Regions from separate parts of the Homo sapiens genome. Here region 1 is linked to region 2. A link is an interaction called in ENCODE POLR2A ChIA-PET data of the cell type or tissue named here. Cell type or tissue: Caco-2. All regions are shown on one strand. Links, peaks and the distances in the headings refer to the core of each region. The heading gives the core; the rest is flanking DNA. Region 1 overlaps ITGAE (integrin subunit alpha E). Region 2 overlaps SHPK (sedoheptulokinase).

The links. Peaks named below come from ENCODE experiments on the same cell type or tissue, not always from the same donor. Only the 100,000 strongest peaks of a DNase experiment are listed, where the experiment ranks them.
Region 1: POLR2A ChIA-PET joins it to region 2 with 5 read pairs; 2 of 35 experiments call an interaction of 5 or more read pairs at or near these places.

Annotation. Positions count from the first base shown.
Region 1 is chr17:3,752,357-3,756,736 of GRCh38, reverse strand. It overlaps ITGAE (integrin subunit alpha E), which reads left to right. Exons shown (of 31, transcript NM_002208.5): 11 at 840-907; 12 at 1,476-1,620; 13 at 2,812-2,954; 14 at 3,307-3,447. Among named protein-coding and RNA genes, the nearest start is that of HASPIN, 31 kb to the right of the region's middle. RefSeq lists an enhancer at 893-1,596. In Caco-2, for the core only: no CTCF peak of the experiment used is centred there; a DNase peak (open chromatin) is centred at 1,956; H3K4me3 peaks cover 875 bases.
Region 2 is chr17:3,629,055-3,633,434 of GRCh38, reverse strand. It overlaps SHPK (sedoheptulokinase), which reads left to right. Exons shown (of 7, transcript NM_013276.4): 2 at 3,089-3,230. Among named protein-coding and RNA genes, the nearest start is that of SHPK, 5.0 kb to the left of the region's middle. In Caco-2, for the core only: no CTCF peak of the experiment used is centred there; no DNase peak of the experiment used is centred there.

The sequences.
Region 1 (4,380 bases), core at 90-4,089, 120 kb before region 2:
ACCCCATCTCTACTAAAACAAAAAGTAGCTGGGGCCAGGTGTGGTGGCTCACGCCCATAATCCCAACACTCTGGGAGGCCAAGGCCGGTGGATCACCTGAGGTCTGGAGTTCAAGACCAGCCTGGCCAACATGGTGAAATCCTGTTTCTACTAAAAATACAAAAAAATGTAGCCAGGCGTGGTGGTGCATGCCTGTGATCCCAGCTACTCAGGAGCCCGAGACAGAAGAATCACTCGAACCCAGGAGGCAGAGGTTGCAGTGAGCCAAGATCGCGCCACTGCACTCCAGGATGGGTGACAGAGCGAGGCTCCATCTCAAAAAAAAAAAAAAAAAAATTAGCCAGGCGTGGTGGCGCATGACCTCTATTCCCAGCTACTTGGGAAGCTAAGGCACCAGGTCACTTGACCTTGGGAGGCACAAGTTGCAGTGAGCTGATATTGAGCCATGGCACTCCAGCCTGAGCAACAGAGTGAGACACTGTCTCAAAAAAAAAAAAAAAAAAAAAAAAAAAGGCCAACAATATCCCCAGGCCTCCTTGCGTCCCAGAATCTCCATGAAGCTCTGATGAACTGAGCTGGTGCTGGAGAAACAAGGATGGCTGGGGCATAGTCCCTTCTCCCAGGAGCTCACAGACGAGGAAACTGAGGCCTAGAAAGAGTGAACTGCCCAGATAGTAGTTGCTCAAGGAGAACCTGGGTCTCTACCCTCAGCCGGGTTCTCTTCCTGTTACACCAAGCATGGTTCCTTCTGGGAGTGAGGCCAAGCTGGACTGTCCCCTGACTCAGTTTCTCCCTTCACCTCGGCCCACAGCAGTCTCACTGGGCTTCTTGGCTTGCAGGCACGGTTGGAGACGCCCTTCACTACCAGCTGGCACAGATTGGCTTCAGTGCTCAGATCCTGGATGAGGTACGTGGCTGACTCAGCACCAGGCAGGCTTGCCCATTGGTGAGGGGCCCAGGACACCTAGGATTCAGGGACTCCTGCCTCCCATCCAGGGCTCTGCCCTACCTGTGGTGATTCCTGTAAAAGAGCGATTTTATTTTAATTAATTAATTTATTTATTTATTTTGAGACGGAGTCTTGCTCTGTCGCCCAGTCTGGAGTGCAGCGGTGCAGTCTCGGCTCACTGCAACAAAAGGGTGGCCATATTGATGACAGGAGGTCGCTTTTTTCTGTGTGCTCAAACATCCAGTTGTTCCCCTGAATACAGACCAGGCAACAGGACTCGGCCTGGGTCAGCTTATCAACCAAGCTGCTTGCTTCTCCCGGAGGAGGGAGTGCAAGGGCACGAGGCAGGAGCCCAGTGTTGGCCATCTCACCTTCCCGCCTGCATCTCTGGCCAGGCGGGCACTAGACCACCGAACGCCCCCCTGCTCCCAGCCAGGTTAGCCGCGCTGGCCCGGAGACCCGCGGCCACCGTGGCCCGGCCTTGGGTCCCTCCCACTCATCTGGGCCCCATCCCCGTCCCCTTCAGCGGCAGGTGCTGCTCGGCGCCGTCGGGGCCTTTGACTGGTCCGGAGGGGCGTTGCTCTACGACACACGCAGCCGCCGGGGCCGCTTCCTGAACCAGACAGCGGCGGCGGCGGCAGACGCGGAGGCTGCGCAGTACAGCTACCTGGGTGAGGGCGGGGCCACCTGATGAGGGCGGGGCCACCTGATGAGGGCGGGGCCTGGAGGCTCCCTGGGCGAGGGTGGGGCCTGAGGGCTACGTGGGCGAGGGCGGGGCCTACCTGGGCGAGGGTGGGGCCTGGGGGCTACCTGGGTGAGGGCGGGGCCTGGAGGCTACCTGGGCGAGGGTGGGGCCTGGGGGCTACCTGGGTGAGGGCGGGGCATGGAGGCCACGTGGGCGAGGGTGGGGCCTGGGGGCTACCTGGGAGAGGGCGGGGCCTGGAAGTTACGTGAGGAGGGTGGGGCCTGGAGACCACCTGGGTGAGGGCGGGGCCTAGAGGCCACCTGGGCGAGGGCGGGGCCGAGATGGGGACACCGAGGCTGCGCATTAGGCTGCACTTGAGGTTTCCGGATGGGGGCGGGACCTGGTCAGTCACATGGGCCGAGGGGCGGGTCCTGGTTAGGGACCGTGAGGCTGAGTACTACAGCCTCCTGGGTAGGTACAAGGCCTGTCAGGTACACACCAGGCACAGCAGCCACCCAGGGGAGGGCGGGGCCTCTCCATTAATAATAGTGGTGCAGTAGCTCACGCCTGTAATCCCAGGAGGCCGATGCGGGCGGATCATCTGAGGTCTGGAGACCAGCCCGGCCAACATGGCAAAACCCTGTCTCTACTAAAAATACAAAAATTAGCTAGGCGTGGTGGCGGATGCCTGTAGTCCCACGTACTCGGAAGGCTGAGGCACAAGAATCGCTTGAACCCGGGAGGGGGAGGTTGCAATGAGCCAAGACTGTGCCACTGCACTCCAGCGTGGGCGACAGACTGAGACTCTGTCTCAAAAATAAATAAATAAATAAATAAAAATAATAATAGTGGTGGGCGTCCTCTCACCCCTCTTCTCCGTCCTCCTAGGGTGTGTGTGGGAGCGTGGGTAGTGAATGTGTGCGAACGAGTATTTCGAGCAAAGCTGCATACGTGACAGACAGCGTGTGCATCATATCTGTGTGATGGGGATGTGTGTGACTGGCAAAGTGAGAGTGCTCGCTGATGCCGATTTTTAACATAGTGAGAAAGACAGTCTCTCCTATTTTGCCCCCCTCCCCAGGCCACTTTGAAGGCCTGACTGGGAAGGTGCCGGGGCCAAGAGAGAGGCCAGGTGGGAGCACACGGTGTGTTCACAGCCACACCACCCTTGCCCCAGGTTACGCTGTGGCCGTGCTGCACAAGACCTGCAGCCTCTCCTACATCGCGGGGGCTCCACGGTACAAACATCATGGGGCCGTGTTTGAGCTCCAGAAGGAGGGCAGAGAGGCCAGCTTCCTGCCAGTGCTGGAGGGAGAGCAGGTACCTGCTGGGGAAAGCCTCCACCCCTTATGACCGATGGGGAATCTGGAGGCCCCCAAGGGAAAGGAGTGGGTCCCACGGTGCACAGTGGGCCAGGGCCCGGGCTGGGTGAAACTCAGGCTCCTGAGTGGAGCTCGAGGGCTCTGCTTCAGCTCTGCATGTCTGATTGCTAGGCAGTTTCCTCCGCTGTGGGGCCTGGGCTGCTCCTCCACTCTTCTGTTACTCTCAGTGAGCAAATTGATATGTAACGACCCAAATTGGGTGGTCCAGGAAGCACGCGGGCAGGGGTGTAGCCTTGCTGAGGGGTGCAGGAGCGGGGCTCCTGGTGAGCTGAGTTCCTCCCGGGCTGTAGATGGGGTCCTATTTTGGCTCTGAGCTGTGCCCTGTGGACATTGACATGGATGGAAGCACGGACTTCTTGCTGGTGGCTGCTCCATTTTACCACGTTCATGGAGAAGAAGGCAGAGTCTACGTGTACCGTCTCAGCGAGCAGGTGGGAGAGTCTCCATCTTCATGAGCTTGCTGAGGCTGTGGCACTCAGCCTGACACAGAGGTGATGGAGGCTGGGAGTGCCCTGGCCCTGCCTGGCACCAGTGGGCAGTGATGGGGAGGTGCTCAGGCTGGATGGCGGCTGGGCGGGGCAGCGGCATCGCTCTCCGCACCCACTTTCTTACCCAAGGGTGATCGTTGATGATAATATCTCTAATATCTCTTTTTTTGTGGTTGTTGTTTTTGAGATGGAGTTTTGCTCTCGTTGCCCAGGCTGCAATGCAATGGCAGGATCTTGGCTCACCGCAACCTCTGCCTCCGGGGTTCAAGCAATTCTCCTGCCTCAGCCTACCAAGTAGCTGGGATTACAGGCATGGGCCACACACCCGGCTAATTTTATATTTTTGGTAGAGACAGGGTTTCTCCATGTTGGTCAGGCTGGTCTTGAACTCCCGACCTCAGGTGATCCACCCACCTCGGCCTCCCAAAGTGTTGGGATTACAGGCGTAAGCCACCTCGCCCAGCATTTTTTTTTTTTTTTCCGAGACTGAGTCTCACTCTGTTGTCCAGGCTGGAGTGCAATGGTGCAATCTCAACTTACTGCAACCTCTACCTCCTGGGTTGATTCTCCTGCCTCAGCCTCCCAAGTAGCTGGGATTACAGGCATGTGCCACTACACCCGGCTAATTTTTGTAATTTTAGTAGAGATGGGGTTCCGCCATGTTAACCAGGCTGGTCTCGAACTCCTGACCTCAGGTGATCCACCTACCTTGGCCTCCCAAAGTGATGAGATTATGGGCGTGAGTCACCGCGCCCAGCTGATAACATCTCTTACAGCTGCATGGTTGGCAAAGCCCGTTTAGTCCAGGATCTCACTTGTTTCTCATAGTAACTATGGGAGGTAGCTGCCACTCTCATCTTACGGGTGAGGAAGCTG
Region 2 (4,380 bases), core at 69-4,068:
AGAATGTTTAGCAACATCTCTGGCCCACTAGATGCCAGCCACGCTTGCCCCTCTTCCCCAGATGTGACAACCAAAAATGTCTCCATGTTGCCAAATGTTCCCTAGGTGACAAGACCACCCCGAGTAGGAACCAGTGATCTATAGTCATATCTGTGGCCGGGCGCGGTGGCTCTTGCCTGTAATCCCAGCACTTTGGGAGGCGGAGGTGGGTGGATCACTTGAGGTCAGGAGTTCGAGACCAGCCTGGCCAACATGGTGAAACCCTGTCTCTACTACAAAATAACAAAAATTAGCCGGGCGTGGTGATGCGTGCTTGTAATCCCAGCTACTTGGGAGGCTGAGGCAGGAGAATTGCTTGAACTCGGGAGGCAGAGGTTGCAGTGAGCCCAGATCATACCACTGCACTCCAGCCTGGGCAACAGAGTAAGACTCTGTCTCCAAAAAAAAAAAAAAAAAAAAAAAAGTAATATCTGCTGGCTGTGTTCTTTCCTCAAGTTCATACTTTTCACTCATAAGTATTAGCTATACCAGGGTCAAGCTTGGCAGCTGTGCAGACAATCAGTTTTTGGTATTTGCCCATTTAAAATACAAGGTTTTCGAGGGCAGTTCTGTGACCCTTTCACAGTTTATATTTATTTTTCCTCTCTGGGCATCAGTTTCCTCCGCTGTAAAAAGAGGCCTGAGGAGTAGGATTTAATGAGCTTCTAAGTACTGTGTGCAAGTCTAAAGCGCGAGGATTCGACGTGGATGTAGACCAACTGATATTCTGAGCCAAGGAGTGGGGGCAATGTCTATTCCTGTTACACTGGGGGTCTGTCCAAGAGCTACTCCCCAATCACACCCGCCCCTAAAACTGTTTCTAACTGCTGAACACTGCCTCCTTGTCTTTACCACATCCAGCCTGCTTACTTCTTCCCGTGTCTCCCCCCACACAACTCACGCACCCACTCACCCTGGGACCATTTGAAACAGCAGCTCTGTCCTGGGATGACACACCACCCCATGGCCATGTGGAGTCTTACTGTGTTGCTGAGGCTGGTCTCAGGCTGGTCTCAAAGTTCTGGGATCAAGTGATCTCCTGCTTCAACCTTCCCAGTGGCTGCGATTATAGGCGTGAGCCGCTGCGCCCAGCTGGGAGGACTCTTTAAACTAGCTCTGTCCAGTAGAAATATGACCTGCAGGCCAGGCGCGGTGGCTCACGCCTGTAATGCCAGCACTTTGGGAGGCCGAGGCGGGCGAATCACGAGGTCAAGAGATCGAGACCATCCTGGCCAACATGGTGAAACCCCGTCTCTACTAAAAATACAAAAATTAGCCGGGTGTGGTGGCGCGCACCTATAGTCCCAGGTACTTGGGAGGCTGAGGCAGGAGACTCGCATGAACCTGGGAGGCAGACGATGCAGTGAGCTGAGATCACACCACTGCACTCCAACCTGGTGACAGTGAGATTCCGTCTCAAAAAAAAAGAAATGTAACCTACAAATGGAGCCAGGCGTGGCCTTTTCAATTTTCTAGCAGCCCTATTAAAATAAACAAGTGAAATTAATTTTAATTGCATATTTTATTTAACCCAGTGTATCCAGCACATTATCAGTTTGATGTGTGATAATCAAGGCTGGGTGCGGTGGCTCACACCTGTAATCCCAGCACTTTGGGAGGCCGAGGTGGGTGAATCCCTGAGGCCAGGAGTTTGAGACCAGCCTGGCCAACGTGGCGAAACCCCGTCTCTACTAAAAATACAAAAATTAGCCCGGCGTGGTGGTGTGAGCCTGTAATCCCAGCTACTCCGGAGGCTAAGGCAGGAGAATCACTTGAACCTGGGAGGCAGAGGTTGCAGTGAGCCAAGATTATGCCACTGCACTCTAGCCTGAGCAATAGAGAGAGACTCTATCGCTAAAAAAAAAAAAAAAAAAAAAAAAAAAGCATTAAATTAGATAGTGTATATTTTTTGTCATACTAAATTGTAGTCCGGTGCATGTTTTACATTTACATGTCAATTCAGACTAGCCACAAGTGGCTAACGATTTCAGTATTGGACAGTGAGGGTCTAAACAAATGTCTATTCCCAGAACCCTTCTTCCTGCCCCCCACCCCCATGTCCCCACCCTGCTCTTCTTTCCTCCCTCTGGTGATCCTGCATAGCCACCTGGCTCCTCTGTGCCTCTTGTCTTCCACTTCCTCTTGGCTGTGGCCTCTCTTGCATGTAGAATCCTTGTTGAGCTCTGGGGCTGCTTCCTAGGAAAAGGCTGTGCTTCCCCTGTACTCCCTGCCCCATCCTACCCCTCCTCTCCTCCCTTCTTTCTCTTCTTTGTTCCTGCTTGTTAGGAGCCAAGAGCTGCCCCTGACCAAGGCCGCAGGCTGACAGGGGCAAGCGAGAGGTTTTCCGAGGAGGGGAAGACAGCACTCCCGGGAGGGAAGCAAGACGTCTGAGAACTCAGCCTTCAGATGCCTTTCTAAGACCTTAGCTTTGCTAGTTCCTCAAAGAGCTGACATTTATTGAGAGCTGAGCCACAATTCTCTTCCCCTTCTTCTCTTCTGAACTTTCTGTGGATTCCTCTAGTTGGTTTTTTTGAGATGGAGTCTCACTTTGTCACCCAGGCTGGAGTGCCGTGGCGTGATCTCGGCTCACCGCAACCTCCGCCTCCCAGATTCAACCGATTCTCCTGCCTCAGCCTCCTGAGTAGCTGGGATTACAGGTGCATGCCACCATACCCGGCTAATTTTTTGTATTTTTAGTAGAGACGGGGTTTCATCATGTTGTTTGGCTAGGCTGGTCTCGAACTCCTGACCTCAGGTGATCCACCCACCTTGGCCTCCCAAAGTGCTGGGATTATAGGCTTGAGCCACCAGTGCCTGGCCTTATTTCTTCTATTTATAGCACAGAGAATGCTGTTCTCAGCTGAGTCTGACCCCAGTGGAGGGCAGGCCCAGGCAGTTTGCTGCAACTCACCTGCAGCAGTGCCTCAACTGTGAAGTTAGGGAGTGGATGCTGCCCACTGCATTCCTCCTCCAGGACATCCCGGGAGGCCTGCGCCCCTCCCCCTGCCTGTGTGTCTGCCCCTGCCCATGTGTTCTCTTTTGCTTCCAGGGGCGGGAGCAGGATGTGAGTAGAATCCTCCAAGCCCTACACGAGTGCCTTGCTGCCCTTCCCCGACCCCAGCTCCGGAGCGTCGTGGGCATCGGGGTGTCGGGCCAGATGCATGGAGTCGTGTTTTGGAAAACAGGCCAAGGTATGCTGGGCTCGGGGATGCTCTCAGGCTGGTAGCAGTCACTTCCAGAACTAGAGCAGTGCTGTGCGGGGCTTTCTGTGAAGGGTCGGGTTATCCTGCAGTGGGAATAGGGTCTTGTTTCTTGGAGTGGACGAATACGTGCTGCCTCCTGCGTGGGTGAGCATTCTGTACCAATGTTAGGTGAACAAAGGAACTGCCCACTCCCACATCATCAGCACGTTATCCACGAACAGGCAGAGGGAAGAGAGTGTTTTCTCGGATTCTCCTGAAGGATTCAGCAGAGTGCATTTTCCATAGCTTTCTCTTTACCATGTCAGTATCTCAGAACATTAGTGCAGACAACCGAGAGACTGGCTATAGCTGCAGGAGATGCCAGGACATGGAGGGCATGCTTTTGAATTGGGGCACATTTGTCGTTGTTTACATATTTGTGATTTTGAAAATTCCAGGGCATATCTTTTTTTTTTTTTTTTTTTAAGGTGGAGTTTCACTCTTGTTACCCAGGCTGGAGTGCAGTGGCGCAAACTCAGCTCACTGCAACCTCTGCCTCCCGAGTTCAAGTGGTCTTCCTGCCTCAGCCTCCAGAGTAGCTGGGACTACAGGTGCCTGCCACCACGCCCAGCTAATTTTTGTATTTTTAGTAGAGACGGGGTTTCACCATGTTGGCCAGGCTGGTCTCGAACTCCTGACCTCAAATGATCCACCGGCAGCCTCCCAAAGTGCTGGGATTACAGGTGTGAGCCACCATGCCCGGCCGGCATATCCTTTTTATGGGTTCAGTTGCTAAGCATTTCTAGTTGGTTGTCTTATGAAGATCTGCCACAGTGCGGAGGTGGGTAACCTGTTCTATTTGGCCTTGAGGAGGAGAACCTAAGACAGTAAAACCACAATGAGCACTTCACATGCCTGGTGCCTGGCTGAGGACATCAGTTGCATGATCTCGTCGGATATTCCCAACAACCTGGTGACATAGATTACACTGTTGTCCCCATTGTGTGGATGAGAGGTTGAGGTTCAGAGAGGTTAGAATAATATGCTCAGGGTCATATTTCAGCAGGTGAACCCCACTTTTGAATCCAAGTCTGTCCGAGGAGCTTTTAAAGGCCTGGCAGGGTTGTTTTTGATGGAGGACCAGAGCTGCAAGGGGACA